Linked DNA regions of Mus musculus: region 2 is linked to region 1. A link is a loop called in an ENCODE intact Hi-C map of the cell type or tissue named here. Cell type or tissue: heart. All regions are shown on one strand.

What was found. Hi-C counts contacts between places; a loop is a spot of excess contacts. Peaks named below come from ENCODE experiments on the same cell type or tissue, not always from the same donor. Only the 100,000 strongest peaks of a DNase experiment are listed, where the experiment ranks them.
Region 2: a loop joins it to region 1, with 2.0 times the contacts of the local background. A loop is called at or near these places in 10 of 42 quality-filtered maps.

The regions. Positions count from the first base shown.
Region 1 is chr15:67,035,527-67,043,526 of GRCm38, reverse strand. Gm31342 (a long non-coding RNA gene) reads right to left here and starts at 3,934. Exons shown (of 3, transcript XR_384160.3): 1 at 3,274-3,934; 2 at 2,697-2,917; 3 at 419-458. In heart, a CTCF peak has its summit at 1,190; DNase peaks (open chromatin) are centred at 3,076 and 3,976; H3K4me3 peaks cover 1,562 bases; H3K27ac peaks cover 1,765 bases.
Region 2 is chr15:66,980,323-66,988,322 of GRCm38, reverse strand. Gm2895 (a long non-coding RNA gene) reads right to left here. Exons shown (of 3, transcript XR_875396.3): 2 at 330-670. Among named protein-coding and RNA genes, the nearest start is that of Gm2895, 15 kb to the right of the region's middle. In heart, no CTCF peak of the experiment used is centred here; a DNase peak (open chromatin) is centred at 3,312; H3K27ac peaks cover 1,330 bases.

The DNA of each region.
Region 1 (8,000 bases):
TGGGATTAACAACAACTGTGAAGATCTGAGTTCTAATCCCCCAAACCTATATAAAATCGGATGTAGTAGTTCCTACTGCTAATCTCAGCACTCCTACAGAGATGTGGGAGGCAGAGACAATCACTGGAAACTGTGGTACAACAAGCCTGGTGCACACAATGAAAGGAAGAAACTGCTTCAGATAAGTCAAAAGGTTAAGACCAACACCTAAGGTTATCCTCTATAGTGGTTTGTATATGCTTGGCCTAGGGAGTGGCACTATTTGGAGGTGTGGCCTTGTTGGAGTAGGTGTGCCACTCTAGGCGTGAGTTTTAGTACCTTATTCCTAGCTGCCTGGAAGTCAGTATTCTGCTAGCAGCCTTCAGATGAAGATGTAGGACTCTCAGCTCCTCCTGCACCATGCCTGCCTGGATGCTGCCATGTTCTCTCCTTGATGATACTGGACTGAACCTCTGAACCTGTAAACCAGCCCCAATTAAATGTTGTCCTTATAAGAGTTGGCTTAGTCACGGTGTCTGTTCACAGCAGTAAAACTCTAACTAAGACATTCTCCAATCTCCATTTGTGCAAACACACACACACACACATACATACATACACACACACATACACACACATATACACAGACAGAGACAGAGACAAAGACAGAGAGATTCCTTTCAAGGGCTTATATACATCCTCTAACTAGACACACATCTTGACATTCCGACCAACCACTGAATGACACTCCCATCTGCTGCCCAAGTTTTCAACACATGAACCTTTAGGGGGAACATTCTACATTCCAGATTCAATATGAAACAGGCTAAATCTAGAAAGGGGGATTTTGCATGTAAATCATGAATATTCATATTAACCACATTAGGCAAAACATACCAACATACCTTGTGTGTGTGTGTGTGTGTGTGTGTGTGTGTGTGTGTGTGTGTGTGTGTTCACCCACATATATATGCTCATGTGTGCCAGAACTTGTAGAAAGCCAATATCTGAATAGGGACTCTTATGGATCAAGATCACTCAATTAGAATGTGATGTTGGAGGATGTAACATGGCCTTTCCTGGCTCTGGAACACTGACCAACACAGTGATACACTTATGGAGAGGGTCTGGCTCAATTGGCCCAGGTGGCCTGAGCTGTGCCTACTGGGCCTCTGCATCCACCAAAAGCAGGCAGCACTACTGCACCCTGCCTCTTGGGGTGCCCTTCCACTCTGACTCTGAAAGGTTCCAGATCTTTGCAGTGATGAGTTTTGAGTATCCAGGAGACCAAAACAGGCGAAATATGCCTGGCAGGTTATGAGATGAGTTCTGTTTGTAGTGAAGAATACATTCCTGTTGTCCCTACATTTGTTTGACCTGTCTGCACCAGATTTGCTTGATCGAATGTGGCAGAAGGTACAAGGGCAGGAAATACATCAAGATGTATGCTTGCCCTTGATTGGACCTGGTGGGAAATGTGGTGAATTATGGGTTTTACCTTTTAAGTCCCAGCAAAAAAAAAAAAAAGTGATTTGTGACCATTTTCCTGGGAACCAAGGGGTAGACCTGGCCAGAGTCCATCTTCCTGGCATGTATTTAATTAAAGTTTGCTTCAAATTCGGCTTTAAATTGTGGTAGTGATCGTATTCTCGAGCGGTGAACCAATAACCATTTTTCCAGTTCAAACAGGGACTGAGGAGCAGGGCGGAGAGACGCAGGGATTGGTGCCTGGTACACAGGAAAAGGCAGGAAGTCACTGGTGCCAACAGCTGCCACAGCTACCAAGCTGTGGGTCATCATGGGTGACATCTTACAAACCTACTGAGAGTGGCTTCACAGACTGTTCTCCTTACTAGGTGACTCTTTCTTTGACATTGTCTGTGTGGAGCCCCTCCCCAGACACCCTGCCTGCTCTTCTCTCTTTAGTCAGTTCTTCGCACTGTTATTACTGTGACAGCAGCTATCATTCACTCATCAAACAGAAATTTACGGACTGCCTACTATGTACCAGATACAATCTGGACCCTGCAGTTTCTATGGTTAGCAGGAGTCCAGAACATCCCTTCTCCGGAAGCCTATTTTCTGAAGGGAGGAAAGAGACTGCCAGTCACATCAATTCACATTTTATACAAAAGTAACTGTGAGACGACGGTGTCAGTGGTGAATCAGGGAACCCAGGAGGGCATGCCAGGAAGAGCGTGGGTGGCTTCTACCTGAGGTCTGCTCCTTCTCTAAATAAATCTCTTTCCTGTTGCTTTTTTTGGTCTGGGAGTAGAGGCAAGCTATAGTTTTGGCGTCAAACTCACTATGCAGTGAAGGATGGCCTTGAATTCCTGAATCTTCTGCTTCTACCTTATGAGTTCAAGAACCACTCCACTAGACTGAAATGGGGTGTGTGTGTGTGTGTGTGTGTGTGTGTAGGCGGGTGCTGCACGGAGGTATCCCCATGCAGAGGCCAGAGGAGGACATTGGTTGTGGGGACTTCGGGTGTCCTGTCCAGCCACACCCTGCTAGAGATTTGAACTCGGGTCTTTATGGATTTGCAACAAGCACTAGAACCCACTGAGTTCTCTCTCCAGCTTCCTAAAACTATTTTTTTTTTAGCTTTCTCCAAAATGAATCAGTATTTAAAAACAGAAGCTGTTTCCCCTCTAGAGAATTTACCCTCTCTGAAAACGGGACAGGAGAGAAGGCAGAGGTACCTGCCTAGCACTTACCCTGTGGCTGTGACTTTCATTGAAACGTTGTTGACAAGGTGGGGGTGTGTTGCTGTCTGCTGCAGTTTTAAGAACTAAGCAGTGGGCCCATCATTCTCTGGCTACCAAGTACTCAGTCATGAGGGAAACTGGATGGCTGTCCTGGGTGGGGGTTTTCCCATGCACCTTCAGCTCCACAGAGGAATCCTTGCTTCCAGCTACCTTGTGTGTGGGGCCCTTCCCTGGAAGAATGGCAGAGTGGTAACGTTCCGGAGTTCTTGGCCTAGACTCCAACCCCACCCCAAACACCTTGTTGAGCCAGCATTGTACAGCCTAGCCTCTCCCCAAGTCCTATGACTAGTCCTGATAATTTCCTCTCTGCAGCATGTGGAGCTCTGGGAATCTCTCATCTAGCGGCAGTTTATCTAGATCTCTCCCCACCCCACCCCCACCCGCACCGCTCTCAGCAGTTCCTCCACCTGGCAGTCAGCGTCCTAAGCCCACCATTCCCCAGGGGCATCCCGGTACCCAGACGCAAAGGCAGTCTAAGCGCTGAGCGAGGAGAGCCAGACCGGAGCAAAAACCGCACATCCTATACCTTTGACAGTAGTTCACTGATGGAGGAAACTTCCAGAATCCAGCCTCAGAATAGCAGGCTTCAAATCCCATCTCTGTTGGTTTCCAGTTCCTGGCTGTGTTAACGTACTTATCTGAACTTGAGAAGAAGGGTGTGGGACCCTATATGTCCTATATATATACTGAAATGTACCTACTTAGCAGTCATGGTAGCTCAGTTTCTGGAATGTAATAGATTTGGCTGAAACAAAGTTACAAATTCAATTCCTTTGCCACATGTCAAGATTATGGTGTCTTTACTCCCTCAATTTCACCTCCCTTTTCTTTACCTCAGCTTTCTTTCTCTAAAATGGGCAAGAGGGATCTGAGTCGGACAGTGATTCACCCTAACACCCCAGCCAGCAGCACGGGGTGGAGGGGGGGATAGGGAGGAAGGGGGAAGCGAGGATGGCGGGGGCGGTGAGAAGCAGTTGTCTCACGTAGCTATGCAAAACTACTACGGGCAAGGCAGGTTACTTTCACTTTGCAGGGGCTTCAGCTCAGTGGCCTTGATTAAGCTTATAGAGAGGGAGAGAGTTGAGAAGGGAGGAGTTTCCCAAGCCCCTGCTGAGAAGAAAGAGCGGCTGCCTTGTCCGTGTACAAACTTCTAGGGTGCAGGTGTCAGGCTGCACGTTCCAGCCCTCCCCCTACCACCGCCCATTGTGGATCTGGCCAAGCTCAGTCCACTTCCGGCCTAGTGATTTCTGGGAGGGTGTGAGCTGCAGCACATCTCTCTTGAAGTGGGCGTGGCTGCCGGAGGAGCCACCGCCCTCCTGGATCTTCAGACCGCAGCCTTCCACTTCTCCAGCTTGGGAAGGTAGCCGCGAAGCAGGGACAGAGGAAAGAATACACATATCCCAGAGTAGCAGCCAAGGGCCCCCTTGAGGTTCTAGAGCTGAACCCACACCGCGCCCCCTGCTCTTTCTAGAGTTGAATCCACAAGAGAGAAAGTCTCTATTACAGGGCCCCTGAAAAGGAGAGACATGGGCAAGGCTCTCCATTCTTGTTCTTCCTGTGGTTTCTTGCAGATCTTCAAACAGTCCTTAACTGTCTGTGCCTCTCTCTCTGGGGACCTGGGACACAAGCCATGCAGAAGGCAAAGCACTCTATGTGGGAAGGGGCCAGCACGGATGAGAAGATAGCCTGCCAGTGACCCCTGCCACCTCCCATCTCAGTAGGATTTGGAGGCTGATAATACCTCTTTATGCTCCTTCCCTGCCACGTGGGTGCTCAGCCAAAAGGACATGGGAACACCACCTCCCCGTTTGTATGACACAGAACGTGCTCCCATCTAGCTGGCGTATGGTCATCCATCATTTTATTCCTTGACATATTTATTTGCCTACTTGTCTTGACCCTGGGCTGGGCCCTAACTTCTTCCTGGGCCTAACACTTCTTAGGTGGCAGAGAGGATGAGGAGACCACCAGACCAGTGCAGGTTGCTACAAACCAGTCCAACAGTTCCCATGTGCTGCCCACCTAAGGTATATCCCAGGCTCCTCTGCACAGGAAGTCCCTGAACATTCAATCAGCAACTAGGGGAGAGCACAGACGGAAGAAGGCTGAGAAAGCCTTTTCTGCTATTTTTTCCCCACAGTCATCTGTTTAGAGGATGACTGGCACAGAGAAAAGAACTCAAGGGTGGTGGGAAGCTATTTGACATTTGTGGGCATCTCAGATCCACTCAGAGACCAAGACATCCTCCCATTCCTCCCTGGTTAATATCCACTCCCAAGAGATTACCCAGCTTCTTGGAGTTGGGATGTAGCTCAGTTGCTAGAGTGCTTGCCTGGCATGCCCAAAGCCCTGAGTTTGATCCTCACTCAGCATCACAGAAACTAGGCACTGTAGTGGAATTCTGTTATCCCAGTACTTGAAGGTAGACGCAGGAGGATCGGAAATTCAAGGTCATCCTTGGCTATATGGCAAGGCTACCTGAGCTACATCATACTCTCTCTTTTAAAAAGACCTCCCTCCCATTGATGCCTCACCTGCTCTTGAACCTCGTCTAAATGAAGAATATGACGACTCTTTTCAGCCTCCTTCCCACTGGCCAGTGCTCAGCCTTTTCTCTGCCCTAGGGCCCACCACCTCTTGGGTAGGCCATCAGAGGTTCTTGAAGGTGTGCATAAGGGGGCCATAAGCAGGGTTTATTCACCTTTATGTTGTCCACCACATTGTGAGTGACTGAAACCCATGCAGATGTATTACCTCACTTCTCTGGAGAGGTCAGCTGACTGAAGGGGGTGTTTCTAGAAAAAAAAGGTGTGTTAGTTTGTTTCTTCAGGCTTCGTGGGGATCCACTTGCTAGGTGCTTCTAGCTTCTGGTGGTTCATGCATGCTTCTATTCCATGCCCTTCCTCCACCCACCATCTGGACCTGTGGTCACCCTTCTCTTTCCCTCAGATTTCCTCACACTGTTGCCATCAGGGTGACTCAGGGCAATGCCCTCGTCTCAGGACCCTTAACTTAAACAAACTTGTTTAAAGTCCTTTTACTATATAAGGTAACATATTCCTAGTCTCGGGTGAGAACATAGACTTCTATTTAGGGGAGAGGCATGGACACAGTTCAGCCGTGACTCTGACCCCTGGGAGCACCCATCTGCAGTTATGAAACCATCAGCCCAGTGAGGGTCCCCAAGGCTTTGCTGAGTTTGCAGAAGGTGGCATTTTGCTCTCCTGGGATCGGTTGCCCACAGGGTACAAGCCAAGGCTGCTACAAACCCTGTGAGTGCTTGAGGGCAGTGTTCCTGACTCTGAGGACATCAAAGAGGAAGGAGAGTATGTCATGTGACATACATGTGCACAACACGCATGTGCACACACACACTGTGCATGCACATGCAAGCATTATACATATACGGTATACACATACATATAACATGCATGTACACATGCAGATATATACATACAAATATAACATATATATGTATATGAGCATGTACTTGTGGGGTATTCTCAAGTCTGTGTATAATTGTCATGGGGCCTGAATATGGTCATGCCTGCATCTTCTAGTCCTTCCACATTTCGGTCACTGGAGCTGCCATGTTTCCCTGGGGCTGGAGACTGCCTGAGTTGATTGAAGAAACCTTAGGAACATGTGCCTGTAATGCCATTCATGGGAAGACTCTAGGCTCAGGAGAAAGCTGAGCTTGTGACTGTGGCCACATTCCCACTTGCGGACTTCTCCACAGTCTCCCTAGATCCCTGGCCTTGCTTGCACTATGCATGCTCCCCTCACTCATTCCATTGTGCCTTCCTACTTCATAGACCTGGAGTCCCCCAGCAAACCCCACCAGTCATGCAAGTGGGGGACCTGGTCCCTAGCTGCACTCATTCTTCCTTTCAGAGTATTGCCCACATTCCTGGCTCCTACCTGGTTTCTATGCTCACTAGACTTTCACACAAGACATCCCTGTCTTGTCTCTGAAGATAACCAGTCCTGTTTCACAGAACAGAAGCCAGAGGCTCTGTTGCCTGCCCACTGTCACCTCCCAAGTTCCTGTCAACGCCATTCCTAGAGTTAGATCTGGTCCTGATCTGGGGCTGCTCCCAGGGTGACTGGCTCTGCTGTGCAGGGGCACTGGCCTCCTGTGAACAGCTTCTAAATGTTCCCCACACCCTCCATAGGATGATCTCCCAATGGGACTACTTGTTACAGCCTAGAATGTACCCTCTAAAACTTGATTGGCAGGCTGGCTGTAGTCCATATTCAGCCACAGTAGGCCCTGTTGATGCTATACATTTTAAGCTTCCTCTTTTCTTCTACCCCCAGTCCTTTCTTCCTCCTATTCCTCTACCCCTCCTTCAATCCCTCTCTCCACCCCTCCTTTCTTCCCTCTCCCTCTTGATCTCCCTCCTCCTCTGTTTTCTGCCCCTTCCCCCCATCTTCCGTTTTCAATTCCTTACCCCTCTCCTCGGCAGCTTTGCTGTGTGTTTCCAACCTGTGATTTAAAACCATCTTAAGGTCTCCACTTAGCTGGCTCTGGGGAAAGTATTGCCTGGCAGAGTGTAATGGTTTTAAAAACAGAGCGAAGACTCCAGGTGAAGCAAGCAGCAGGACCCTAAATGACTATAATTCTGGTGTCCAGCCTGTGATAAGGCTGGCTCTTGGGTGGCTCCTTCTCCATCGGTAATGATGGTGCTAGGTAATAAGAACGTAAGTCTTCAATGTGGAAGGTCAGTGGAGCTTAGGAACATCCAGAAGTCACTGTAGCTTGGGGAAGCTTCCAGGAAGTCCCTGAAGGATTTGAATCTGAGTTACAGAGAAGAACATTCAGGAGAGGTCAGGGGTGCAGAGCATGAGATGGTCTAGGAATGACCAGAGATTAGGGAGTGTGACCTCCCTGCTGGTCTGTTCTTTTCTTGGCCCTGATGTGCTGCTATCTCTGTCAGACACCATACAACAGTGGTTTTCAACCTGTGGGTCACAACCTCTTGGGGGTTTGGATGACCCTTTCACAGGGGTTGCATATCAGATACTTGCATATTAGATATTTACATTACGATTCACAACACTATCGAAATTACAATTATGAAGTATCAATGGAAATAATTTTATGGTTGGGGATCACCACAGCATGAGGCATTGTACTAAAGGGTAGCAAACATTAGGTAGGTTGAGAGCCACTGGCAAAGAGGTCTAGCTGAGGCCAGAACAAGTTAGCAAGGTGCTCTGTGTCACTTGCGTACGAAAAGTTATTGTGCT
Region 2 (8,000 bases), 55 kb after region 1:
CTAACCATTGCATCCTATCTTTACCAGTGTTAAGCAGGAAGTAGATTAATAGATGCATTCTTTTCCTTTAAGTATATTTCCTGGAAGCCTTCAACCATTTCTGATTAATTAGTCAAAATACATTCACATTGTAAGGGCATCAAGAAGCATGGTTTATTTCAGGTTCGAATGAGCTTAAAAGTCAAATGTCGCCAGGGGCGGGAGAATGAATGAAGATTTGTGATTCTTTTAAGTGATATGGATCACAAAACAAGGGCGTTAGGAACTCATCTGCCCATTTCTACTAATGTATTCATTATTCTTAAAACAAATCCACATGAAGGGCTTACCTGTACTCCTCTGACTCCCCCGCCTAGAATCCAGAGTGACCAACATCTGTCCTGAATGAGTGTTGGCTTTGTAGCTCTGGTGGTTCCCAATGCTTCAGGAAGCCTAGGGTGGTCCATCACAGTTTTGGGACTTTGTTCCAGACATGTTTGCCAGTAGGATGCTCAGCTAGACTCTGTCAGGATGTCTCTGGGGCCTAAGGAAAGGAAGGCGCTTCCATCTGTTCTTCCTCTTAGAGATTACAGTCACCAACCGTAGTTGTTCTTCAGAATCCATGGGGAGGAGTCTACCAGGCTTGGGTAGAAAGGAACCTTGTCTTTTAGGCATCCTGTCTGCTTTTCTGCTGCAAAGGAGCAGAGGGGAAGGTCACTGACCTTCTTGACTATGGAAAAAGATACCAAAATACCAATTTGAGCATCAAAGCATGGGACTTTGAGATACTCAGACATGGGGGTGCTATTGGGGAACTCTGAGGGGCAGCACTATTCACAGAAACCTACAACTCCTGACAGCCTTTGCTTTGACTATGTACTGTCTTAGGATATCTATTGCTGTAATGAAACATCAGGACCAAAATCAACTTGCAGAGGAAAGGGTTTGTTGCATCCTGCACTTTATAGTCCATCATGCAGGGAAGTCAGGGTAGGAACTCGAGGCAGGTACCTGGAGACAGGAACTGATGCAGAGACCATGGAGGATGCTGCTTACTGGCTATCTGTCCATGGCTTGCTCAGCCTGCTTCCTTCTAGTATTCAGGACCACCAGTTCAGGAGTAATATTATCCATCATGCTAGGACCTCCCACACCAATCACCAAGCATGACAATGCACCATAGGCTTTTCCCATAGGACAATTTGGTGGAAGCACATTCTTAGTTGGGGTTCCTTCTTCTAAAATCAATTCTAGCTTGTGTCCAGTTGACATAAAAACTAGCCAGCACAGGCATCCTTCTCCAGACCCAGGGTCACAGACCTCTGTGACACTGTCACCCTGTGGAGGAACTCTCTGTGATAGGCAATGCATGGACTTTGGGGGCTCCAACGTGGGATGAAATCTGGGCTCTCTCTTCTCCTAGCTGTGATATAAGCTGAACTGTGTCCCTTAAATTTATGAGATGAAGTCTAATTCCCAGGACCTCAGAATGTGACAGGGGCTATTTCAAAAGTAAATTCAGTTAAAATGAAGTTAATGAGGTGAGCTAATCGAATAGGATTGGGGTATATAAAGGATGGAATTTGGATACTGTCAGGTACTTCAAGAGCAAAGGCTGCTTGAAGATGTGAGAAGTGAGGGCTATCCTTAAGCCTCGGGAGGTACCAGCACTGCTGAAGCCTTGACCTTGCACTCCAGACTTAAGAACTGCAGGAAATGCATTCTGATGATTACACCACTACTGGAAATACTTAGTCACCATTGCGCTAGGAGCTGACAATTAGCATGACACTTGTATACAATCAGACTGTTCTGAGACTCCAGGTATGGAAGGTTCTTGGTGCAGGGTCTAGCCTCTGTAGGCTGTAGCTGGACGTTTGGCTACTTTGTGGGTTCTTCTTTCTTCTATCCTTATTCTACCCTTTCAATCCCCTAACACTTGGTACGAGAGAAGAAAAGATAGAGGGAAAAGAGGGTGACGTTATCATTAGGCTACTTCTTGCTGATTATGGGCATCTAGGTCCTTGGGGGCAAGTTTCATCTTAGCTGTCAGGATATCTAACAACAACAACAACAACAACAACAACAACAACAACTTTCTTCTTCTTCTTCTTCTTCTTCTTCTTCTTCTTCTTCTTCTTCTTCTTCTTCTTCTCTTCTTCTTCTCCTTCTTCTCCTTTTTCTCCTCCTTCTTCTCCTTTTTCTTCTCCTCCTCTTCCTCCTCCTCTTCCTCCTCCTCTTCCTCCTCCTCTTCTTGCTCCTCCTCTTCTTCTTCCTCCTCCTCCTTCTTCTTATTTCTTCTTTGTGCATGACTACTTAACAAATCTCAACAAGACAGTAACCAATCACTAACCAGCAATACACCAATCAAAGCACTAGTATTTATATATCCTCTGAAAAGTCCCCCAAATTCCAAATGTCACAAAGTCACAGGAACTATCGGCTGCTGGCAAAATCATGTCCCTGCTAGAGCATGAGACAAATCATAGTTTGCTGATGTAGGTGATCTGAACCAGCCCCATATCACACACCTGGGGTTTAAACAAAAACATATTCTTATAATATTACAATGTTTTCAAAGAAACCAAAAATTCTCACTATAGTGGTCACACACTATAATTATGCCAATTGATATCACCCAACTTGGTATTCTTACCCACTCATGACCCATCCTATAGTCCCTTTCTCTGGTATTCAGTAGGACAGAAAACTTTGTTCATAGTAGTGGACCCCATTGGAGAATTGTCTTGCTTGACTGAATGAAGGCTGCCCCAATGTTCAATGGAAGAGACCAGGCTAAAATCCCTGCATAGCAGAGTAAGCTGTGTGTCTCTGTGTGTATTGATTTATGATGTCTGGATGCCCATGTGTGTGCTTCACTCCCTGTGTGTGTGTGTGTGTGTTTGCGTGCATGCATTTGCATGTATGTGGATATGTATATGCATGTGCATGTGGAGGCCAGAGGACAACATCAGGTATTGTTCTTCAGATACCATGCACATTGTTTGTTGAGATAGTCTCTCTTTTATTGGCCTGGGGCTCATCAAGTCCATGAGTCCCAGGAATCTGCCTGTTTCTATCTTCTCACTGCTGGGATTACAAGCATGAGCAACCATGCTCCTACAACTACTTTACTGACCGATCTAACTACCCAGGCCCTTGAACTACAAATGTTTAAGACCAGAACTAAACTGTTAGTTGATGCTTGTGTTTGGAAATGATAGGTTTCTTTTGAGGGTGGGGGCAGGGATGCTAACAGCCACCCGCCCAGCAGGCAGCCAAACCAGACGCACCTGGCTTCAGGCCAGAGGTTATCCGTATGTCAGGAGGCTGTGCAGACTGTGTGGGGAACGAGGCAGACGAGAGGGACGTGAGGGAACACACAGGCAAGCCAGTGCAAGGTACTGGCCCTGCCCAAGGAGCTGGCAGCTAGCAAACTTTGTAGCTCAGCTGCCAAGGCACTCAGAGCCTGCACCCAGAGAGGTAGATGAGTTGTTTTGAAGTTGAGAGCACAGCACACTGAGGCTGAGTATTGTTTAGAAAGAGATCTACCTTTAAACCAGGTGACCTTCTGACCTTTCAGAGTCAGCCTACCCACCAGAGTCTGGCTCCCCTCAGGGCCCACAGTCTCTAAGTGGAGCTCCACTCCACACTGTCCTATAGGAGTGCTCTCTAAAGGGCTTTTCCTGCCCTTGTTTATTACAGGATCCTCAGTATCCTGATTAAAAACCCATGCAGATTACTCAGCAGTCACCGTCACTGTCCCCACCATTTCCAGTCACTGGTGAGAAAAACCTTAGGCCAGAGAGGTCTTTTGACTCCAAATTCCAACATGGGTTTTTCTTGCTCTGTATAGGATATCAACTTTCCACCTAAACCCTCCCTTCTTTGTTCCTGGTCATCGATCACACAGCTCCCTGATTTATAACTGCAAAGCCAGATGTGGAGTTCTGCTCAGCTCTCTGGATTGCTTTGCTCTCAGCTTTTGGCCATTAGTCTGCTAAGAGGGCCATCTGGAAATCGTGGAAGAGGATTGCGTCCAAATCTGGGGGGTTCCCAGAGAAGATGGGTTTTTGCCATGAGCCATGCTGGAGGCTAGAGGCAGCCATTTCAAGCCAACATTTACTAAGACTCTATGACATGTAGTCTGACTGATACAGTCTGCTGCCATGATAAAATATCCAGACAGCAAGCAACTTAAGGGAGAAAGAGTTTATTTCAACTCCCTTTTCCAGGTCACAGTTCCCACTTCTGTATCACTGGGAGAAGTCACAGCTGCAGAAAGCTGAGACAGCTGTTCATAACATCCACAGTCAAGATCAGAGAGAAATGAACACAGGTATGTTGCTTGCCTGTTTGCCTATGCGTTGCTCAATTTCTCCACGTTTCTAGAGTTTAGGACCTTCTATCTAGGGAGTGAGGCCTCCCATAGTGGACTGGGTCCTCCTACATCACATCAATTAACTTAGTTAAGATCCTCCCAGACATGCCCACAAGTCAACACAATATAAACAATCCCTCTTTGAGGCTATTCTCAGGTGACTCGAGGCTGATGACTCAAGCTGACAGAGCTACCAAACACGCTGGCCAAGGAGGGTGTAGGGACATTCTCCTGACCAGGAGGTTTTTCTCCAAGAGCCTCCTTCTGGCAGAGCAGACCTTAGAACAGAAAATGAACTGACCATGCGATGTCCCAGAAAGCCTTCAGAGACCCCTGGACAGCAGAGACTCCACCCATAATAATGTCCCTATGGAAGGAAGGAAGGAACGATCTCTGAGAACACAGTGGTCTAGACCTCCTACTCCAGGAAGTGATTTCCATACACTTCCTTCCCTCATGTACCCATCTCATCTTCTATAGGCTTCTTCTTCAACCTTAACTGGCTGGAAATAAAACTGCCCCTGAATCAGGAACTGCCCTTCACCTCTGTTTAACGGGATAAAGTATTTTGTTTTGATCTGCCTTCCCACCCTGAAGAGCTTACTAAGGAATCACTCTGAGTCAGTCTAGATAGAATTCTCTAGGCCCTTGAATCAGTAGATTAGTAAAACTTTTCTTTCATAATAGCAGTGTGTTTTTTGACTAGCCCAGCAGCAAATGGCTACCTGGACTATGGGGCTATATGACCTCTCTCTTCATTTTATCTGAGTTAAGCGTTGTTGCATGAGGCAGCTCATGTCAGCAAAACATGGACACTCATCCACACCAACTTCAAGGAAACAAAGAAATGGAGGTTATCTGATTGGCCTTTTGTTGTTTATGGTGGTGGTAGTATAATGAAATTCTGGAGGCTGGGTATTAGTAAAGCAAAACGATTATCTTGGCTCAGAAGTTTCTCCTGGCCCCAAGACCCTATTCATGTAGCACCTACATCCTCAAGTCTCCCCTGTCCGTGTGGACCTCATGTATTGATGGTTGTCTCATACAGGGGTGCAGGGCACTGTTACAGAGATGGGGATGGGGAACTCAGGCCTCCAAGCCTGGTGTTTAAGAAATATCTGCTATGGTGTGACTGGCTCATATCCATGCAAACTTATGACCAGGCTTCAGTCTTGAATACAATGTCTGAGAAGGAGCCTAGTGAGAGGTGCTTAATCATGGTAGTTTCCCCTCCCAAGGACCCAGAATCACCCTCAAGCCCTGTCTCATGGAAGGGTCTCCACTACTCATAGCATCCAAAGGCTTGCAGCATCTCGAAACAGAACCTTAAGAATGGATTATTGGCATTTTGTAGGAAGGAGCAGATTCTTGCTCTATAGGACTGGCCTGATTACCTCTGGGTCAGACTGGTTCGTTTTGGGGGATTGGGGTTGAAACAGGGTCTCAGACTATATCAGGCTGCCTGGAAACTTTTGTTAGTCCATCTGCCTCACATCTTTAATGACGGAATTACTGGTGTGGAGCCCTGTACCCAGGTGCAGAGCAGATTGTTTGAAAGCAGGGTGTGCTCTTCCATGTTTGTGTACCCACAGACCACGACAGCATCGGTCTCTACGCAGGTGCAGGCGTTTTTCACGAATACCTTCCCCCACCCCTCAAGCCTCCAAACTTCTGAGCCAAGATAATCGTTTTGCTTTACTAATACCCAGCCTCCAGAATTTCATTATACTACCACCACCATAAACAACAAAAGGCCAATCAGATAACCTCCATTTCTTTGTTTCCTTGAAGTTGGTGTGGATGAGTGTCCATGTTTTGCTGACTCAGTGCCAAGTTCTCTCTGAGTGCCCAAGAGGAGTGTTCCAGCTTTCCTAAGGGCTCAGGACTATGCAGCAGGGAAGAGAGTATCCAAGGGTCCTCAAGGATGCTTGCTGGGGTTCTCAGGAGACAAGGAGAGGGGGCTGGGGACATAGCAACCCTCTTCTATTTCACTATGGAAGGGAGAAGAAATGACCTAGTTGTTCATAGCACCTGGGAACCTGCCCCATCCCAGAACAGGGTGGTTCTGTCTCCACTTTCCTTTTCCTTCCTTCTATTCTGGTATTCTTGGCACACATCTTTCATGCCTCTGGTTTTACTGAAACAAAAGCCAGCAAGGGCTGTGTCTCCATTGGGGCTCTGTAACTCTAATCTTTGGGTGGAGGTCTCTTCTCAAAGACTCTACTAAAAATACAGATGAAGTCCACTTTTGAACACGGCAGTGCGTCATCATCCCTCAGAGATCTGTCATTGGCCTTCACTGAGGGACATAGGAAACAACACCAAGAAAAGGCATTCACAGAAAAAGATGAAGGGGAGGAGAGACTGTTAGTATCTGAGGGCCAAGAAGCACGCTGTGGGATTGTGTCTCCTCACAGCATCAGAAGCTACACTCATAAAGCCTCACCACAAGCAGACAAAGCACAACAGACTTGCTCAAGTGGTTGGGAGGAAACGCACGAGGTCTCAACCCTATCCAAAGAACTACAGGCAACTAAGAAATACAGAGAGCTAGGGAAAATAGTTTTCCCCAGGAGAGAGCATACCAACTGGTATCCAATACTAAATGGCTATCCCTGAAAACATATGATACGAGTAATATTGTGCAGACTGAGGTTAACTTGAGGAATACATGTGTATATACATGTATACACATGACAAGAATTAACTTTTAAAAAAAGCGGCCATGAATTTGAAAGAAAGCAAAGATGGGTATATAGTAGTGTTTGAAGAGAGAAAAGGGAAGGGAGAAATGATGTCATTATATTATAATCTCCAAAAAAGAAGCAAAAGTAAATGAATAAGTAAAAGGACAGTTTCCTCCGGGGTTCATGACAGCAGTGCCAGCCTGGCCGCCACCTAGTCATACCCATTACAGTGGTGTTGGTGACAAACTTTGTGCCAGTTTTTCTTTTGGTATTTCCATTACAAAGGCATTAAGACTGAAGTCTAACTACGTTAGACCGTATTATCAGGGGCTCCTAGGCTTCAGGCCCAGGACTCCTTCATTTGTTCCAGCCAGCCTGGGAACGGATGAAATCCCTCAGCAGGAAGGGGTAGGTGAAATCATCAGTTTGCTGTGGAAGTGAAGTATTCTGGGGACGTCACGCCAAGTCTTCCACTGGAAAAGGACCAAGGGGGATGGCCTAAGCCTGATTCATCCAGCTGACAAAAATCTGAACAGCAAGCCAGCTCTACTTCCCAAATAGCCAGACTATCACTGAGCACACACACCTCCATTCTATTAATAAGCAGCTGGAAGAAGCCGGCCAGGGTTACTCACCTGGTGATTAAGTCTGTATCACTCCTTCAGAATCCAGGCCCACAGCTGCCTGGGGGCCAGGGAGGAGGTCGGAGCAATCAGAGTTCTGGTAGGACCGGATTTAGTCATAAGACCTTTCACCTGGGGCCAGGTGTACTCGCTGTGGGTGTCAGATTCCTCTGGGGATGGTGGCAGTAAGAGTACTGGCTTCGAGGATGTTCCCACCCACCAACACTGCCTACAAGAACGTGCTCAGAGTCACCTGCACACAGGAATTGAGGATTTGGTGACCCAGTATGGGGTTGGGGGGATCATATGACAAGTTTGGCAGGTAGCTTG